Linked DNA regions of Homo sapiens: region 1 is linked to region 2. Evidence: chromatin loops called from intact Hi-C (ENCODE). Cell type or tissue: Caco-2. All regions are shown on one strand. Links, peaks and the distances in the headings refer to the core of each region. The heading gives the core; the rest is flanking DNA.

Region 1 (2,910 bases), core at 301-2,800, 59 kb before region 2:
AAGGCTGAGGCACGAGACTCACTTGAACCCAGGAGGCAAAGGTTGCAGTGAGCTGAGCTTGTGCACTGTACTCCAGCCTGGGTGAAAGAACAAAATCCCGCCTCAAAAAAAAAAGAAAATTATCTACAGGGTCCTTCATAGGGAACTCACAAGATGATTCTCTAATCTCCACAGAAGACCAATAGGTCAAGAATAGCCAAGGCATCCCTGGAGAACAGGGGAGGGGAACAAGCTCTATCTGATGTCAAGATTTATAGCCTGTAGACAAGGGAGTGCTGGCATGGAGCAGACCAACAGACTGATGGACAGAAGATGGAGCCCAGAAACAGGTCCACACGCACACACAACAGAGCTGGCAAATGGGAAAGAGGAGCATTCCCACACATGGTCCCAAGCCACTCAGCTGTCTACATAACGGACAAAGTGAAACTGGATCCCTACCTCACACCAAGCACAAACATCAATTCCAGGTGAACTAAGGACTTAAGCAGGAAAGACAAAGCCTATTTTAGCAAGGATCATTCAAAATCATGTTTATGATCTTGAGATAGGTAAGCAATTCTTAAACATGACACACAACACACTATCGTAAAGGGGAAAAAGTATGATTTTGATTACATTAAAAACAAGGACTTTAGAAAGAACCTTATTAATAAATTAATGATGAGACATTAATTAACATAAGCCACAAACTGTGAGACCCGCCTCACTGGGTGTCTAGGGCGCAGTCCTCACAGTTGAGCACACCCTCTTTATGGAAACATGCTATTCCTGACTTTTTTTTTTTTTTTTTTTTTTTTGAGACAGCGTCTCGCTCTGTCACCCAGGCTGGAGTGCAGTGGCAGCCCACAGGTTTTCCATTCAAGGTGCTTTCCCTGACAATCCCACTCTGCCACCCACTTCCTCTGTGAACTTGGGCAAGTCACTTAACCTCTATGTGCTTTGGTTTCCTCATCAGTAAAACCGGGTGATTGGATTTCCTGCCTCCTGGAGTCCCCTGAGGATTGCAAGAGCTACGTAAGTCTTTGCTCCCATTATCTGCTATTGCCTCTCCAACCACCCAGGGAGGCAGAGCAGATTCTGCTACCCCAGTGACAAGGGATGTGGGGCCCAGAAAGGCTCAGGAACTGTGCCCAGGACACACAGCTGTCTGTTGGGGATGCAGGTCGCCATCTTCCTGCCAAGGTAGAGTGAGGCCTGCAGTCTCCACGTGTCTACTCAGCTCTTTCACACCAACACTTTCAGGAGAGAAAAATAATTATTAACTGCAGAGGCTTAATGAGGATATGGAGCTGCAAGGCTTTCTAATACCAATAATTTGTACCTATTTAAGAGCAAAGGTGTAACAACAAAGGCACTGGCACCAACAGGCTCAGAAGCCACATCCCTTGCCTCCAGGTAAAGGAGCACAACTGTCAATTTCACGGAGCACAGAACATTCCCAGGCTCCCACGGGCTCCCACGCTCTGCCCTGGCTCTCAGACTCACCTGTAGGGAGGAGCGCCCCAGGCCTTCCGCCCAGAAATCCAAGGGTACAGGGCAAGAGAAGGGGAGCTGCTGGGGAGAGCCGTTACGACGGTGGGGACGGGTCCGAGGTCTGAACTGGGCACCAGTAAACCTGGCATCCACAGGGCCCACCAGCCCCAGCTGCTCAGTCCCAAGCAAGACCGCTGGGAGGGTCCTGCAGGGGACAGAGTCCCTCCTTCCACCAGCCCAGCCCAGCCCATGGTGGCAGCTGCCTCGGGCCCAGCCCTCCTCAGAAATGCAGGCTGCAGCATCTGCCAGGAACTTGGAGGAGCCACCCCTCCTAGGCCTGAAATGTGTCCCCACTCAGGGGCCCTGAAATCCCTTCCAGAATAATTTCACAGAGACCTCTTTTGAAATGCAAATACCAGGGAGAGGCTATATTAAGCCACTGACCCCTGATAGGGTTAGTGCCTCAAGTTAGAGCTGGGGGCAGCCCGGGACAGCCTGGCAAGGGGCAGCTGCGCTCACATACCACGAGAGCTACCTGGCCCACTCACTGCAGCACCTGTTTTGGCTGGGCATGGGGGTTCTGCCCCAGAGACCCTGTGGCCATCAGAGATGCTGGAGTGAGCGCTCACAGGGACCCCGCCCAGGTGCTGGGGAGGTCCGGCTGCTGCCTGAGGTCTCCAAACACTACCGAAGCCCACCTCCAGGAACAAGGATATCATCCTTGTTACTTCCAGGGACGCCTCCCTCCAATTTAGTGAATGGCGAGCAAATCATTTTCTTTGGGGGAAAAGATCAAATATTGGCCCAGACGTCTATTAATTTGCAACTTGCATTGAAACTGCTGAGAACAGAAAAGCTGAGATTTCGTTTTTCTAGTTAAATATTTGCTGAGAAAATTCCAGTCCTAAATTTCAAGAGACTGATTCAGCATGACATTAGAAGGGTCATTTGAGATGATTAACTAGAGGCTCTCGTGGAAGAAACCTGAGAGAAAGATGACGCAGGCCTCCCCGTGAAAACACTCAGTTTTAGCCAACAGAGAAAGTGTGTGTGTTAGCATCCTTGCTTTTGTCTTGATTGCAGCTTCGAGGTTTTTCTGTAGTTGAGTATTTTAATTTATTTCTTTCAGGCCTCTCTCCCCTGCCACCTCCAGATGGTGAGATTCGTTTCCAGTATTCAAAGACTAGAACAAAAACTCTCACCTCACATTGGGTTCTGCTGGAAGACAAGCCCTCCATCCTGACCTTGGCTCGGGTTCCTCTTCCCAGGCCTTTGTGAGTGGCGCCCCCAACTCCCTCTCCCTGAGGCTAATGAGCTGGATGCCTATTTTGAAACCAGTGAGTAAGAAGATTCAAGCAAAGACTCAAAGCTCCGTTTGGACGGGAGGAGGCCCATGTGCCTGGGAGGCTGCATGCGGGGCCGCCAGGCAGCTTC
Region 2 (2,910 bases), core at 143-2,642:
AGTTCAGTAACAGCACCCTGGGTCATTCTTGCACCTGTCACCCTGAGAGCCACTGACCAGTTTTCTGTGCCTAGAATCGCTGCTTGCGGCCTTTCTCAGGGGCTCAATGGATTGTAATTGATGTTTGTATTTTGCACTTGCCCGGAGGTGTTTCACGGGAAGTGAGCATTTTTTAAAACAAAAATAGAATTTAGAAAAAAAAAAGGCAGACACGATGGATTTCTAGTGTTGTACGTGCTGTAGAAAGCACTTGAAAATGCGTTTTGCCAGGGGCCGCAACCAGAAGCTACATGACTTCTGGAATCTGTTCCTTACACAGTAAATTCCTGGGCCAGTTGGTAAACAGCAAGGAGCCACAAGAAATCACTCATAGGCAAAAGCCGAGTGAGCCCAGGCCAAGCTCCACTTTGTCCACTTTGCCCTATTTTTGGAATTCAGGGGGAAACATCTTGGGAGCAGGCCCATTGCACCCCTCTGCCTCCTCTCGATGCCTTACAGTTGGTGGGGTTTGACACATGGAAAATTGTGAAAGTTAGAACACGGAACAAAAATGAAGCCTCAACATAGAGTTAATAGAGGCAAGGGGCTACAGAGAATTTAGATCCTAATCAAGCACGTCTTATGTACTAGCGCTTCCCTGGAAGGCCAGGATAACTTTATGACTACAAAGAAAACATGTTTTCCTGCTTGGAAGTTGCCAGAACTTGTCTAATATAAAAGCTGGGATTTCTTGCCCGTGGGCTGTCGCGTACGGCTACCCAGGCCGCCTCGTGAAGCCTCCTCCTGGGAGCTCGGCGCCCTCAGGTGCTCCCTGAGATGCCAGCACCTGAACGACCTGCTCCAGGGAGGCTTTAGCCCCAAGAAGGTTCTGGAAAGCTCCAGGAAGTTTAGCCGGCACGCACAAAAGCCAGAGACAAATCTCCAGCCTGCCTGGAAATGCTGTGGGCTCAGGGCAATGGGCTGAGGTCTTGTGTCCAAAACTGCTCTTGCATCTCCCTGGGGAGCCCGGGTGGGCAGGAACAACAAGGTCCTGTGGCCATGCCCTCGCCCCATGCTCACCCACACTGCCTGTGCCTGCTGGGCCCATCTCAGGGCTGCACTGGCCCCTAGTGGCCAAGCATGGGCTCTACCCCTCTGCGCCTGCCTGGCTGCCTGTGCAGGTGCCCACCACACTGTCCCTGAGCAGAGCAGAGACCAGCCTGAGCCCCGGGCTCCGTGGCTACCATGCTGAGAGTGAGCCCTGTGCATGCACACACACTTACGATGCTGCTGGCCCCGAGCAGTGGCCGGCCACACGGGCTGCTAGTCATACTGCCCGCTGCTCCTGGGACTCCTGAGCCCCTCACTCTCTATAGGGTGAGGATGCCCAGCTCTGCAAGACACACAGCAAACGGAGCCTCAGAGTGCACAGCGTGGAGATGGGGCTCCCCCCACAGGCTGCACCCCCATCTAGTCCCGGGGAACGAGAATGAAGGGCCTACCTGAGCACACAAGCCCCAGGAGGGCATGGGAGCTGCATTTGGGGGCAGTGACTGGGAGGGCTGCTGACTCCAGGCTCAGGTAAGGGAGATGCACGTGTTCCCGGAAGAGGGTCCACACCTGCTGAGTTCACGCTGCTGAATATCCTTGCTCCTATCACTATTATTATCATTGTCGTGGTCGATCTTGTTTCCTGGCCCCCACCTGATGCACATAAACGTTATCATGGAGCCAATATGGGGGAATATTGTCTCACTTGATTACTGTTCTTTTTTTTTTTTTTTTTTTCTGAGATGGAGTCTTGCTCTATCACCCATGCTGGAGTGCAGTGGCACAATCTCGGCTCACTGCAAGCTCCGCCTCCCAGATTCACACCATTCTCCTGCCTCAGCCTCCTGAGTAGCTGGGACTACAGGCACCCGCCACCACGCCTGGCTAATTTTTTTGTATTTTTGGCAGAGACGGGGTTTCACCATGTTAGCCAGGATGGTCTTGATCTCCTGACCTTGTGATCCGCCCGCCTCAGCCTCCCAAAGTGCTGGGATTACAGGCGTGAGCCTGCGCCCGGCCCTGATTACTGTTTACTGATTACTGATTACTGTTCTTCTTTACATACCTCCCTCCCTTTTTATTTCCCTGAAACTGGGTCTCACTCTGTCACCCAAGCTGGAGGGCAGTGGCATGACCACAGCTCACTGCAGCCTCAAACCCCTGGGCGCAAGTGATCCTTCTGCCTCAGCCTCCTGAGTAGCTGGGACTACAGGCACATACCACTATGCTTGGCTAATTTTTTCTTTTTAATGTTTGTAGTGACAGGGTCTTGCTACATTGCCCAGACTGGTCTCAAACTCCCAACCTCAAGCTATCTTCCCTCCTCAGCCTCCCAGAGTGCTGGCATTACAGGCATAAGCCTCTATGTCTGGCCTTATTTATTTATTTATTTATTTATTTTTGTTTCACTCTTGTCACCCAGGATGGAATGCAATGGCACGATCTTGGCTCACTGCAACCTCCAACTCCCAGGTTCAAGCGATTCTCCTGCCTCAGCCTCCCATGTAGCTGGGATTACAGGCATGCGCCACCACACCTGGCTAATTTTTTGTACTTTTAGTAGAGATGATGTTTCTCCATGTTGGTCAGGGTGGTCACGAACTCCTGACCTCAGGTGATCCACCCACCTCAGCCTCCCAAAGTACTGGGATTACAGGCATGAGCCACTGCGCCCGGCAAAACCTGCATTTTCTTGCACCATCTCTATCTCTAAGAGAAGTCTGAGTGACCTACATTTAAGTTCTCAAGTTAAACTATTACATTTCCCTGCAACCTTGGTGCGGTGGCTCACGCCTGTAATCCCAGCACTTTGGGAGGCCGAGGCGGGCGGATCATGAGGTCAGGAGATGGAGACCATCCTGGCTAACACGGCGAAACCCT

What was found. Hi-C counts contacts between places; a loop is a spot of excess contacts. Peaks named below come from ENCODE experiments on the same cell type or tissue, not always from the same donor. Only the 100,000 strongest peaks of a DNase experiment are listed, where the experiment ranks them.
Region 1: it touches region 2 in a loop (3-fold over the local background); 1 of 110 quality-filtered maps calls a loop at or near these places.

The regions. Positions count from the first base shown.
Region 1 is chr22:46,482,610-46,485,519 of GRCh38, forward strand. All of the region lies in intron 1 of CELSR1 (cadherin EGF LAG seven-pass G-type receptor 1), which reads right to left. Among named protein-coding and RNA genes, the nearest start is that of CELSR1, 54 kb to the right of the region's middle. In Caco-2, for the core only: no CTCF peak of the experiment used is centred there; a DNase peak (open chromatin) is centred at 1,710.
Region 2 is chr22:46,541,375-46,544,284 of GRCh38, forward strand. LINC02925 (long intergenic non-protein coding RNA 2925) reads left to right here and starts at 121. Exons shown (of 2, transcript NR_186692.1): 1 at 121-1,560. In Caco-2, for the core only: a CTCF peak has its summit at 1,091 (motif pointing left); a DNase peak (open chromatin) is centred at 1,097.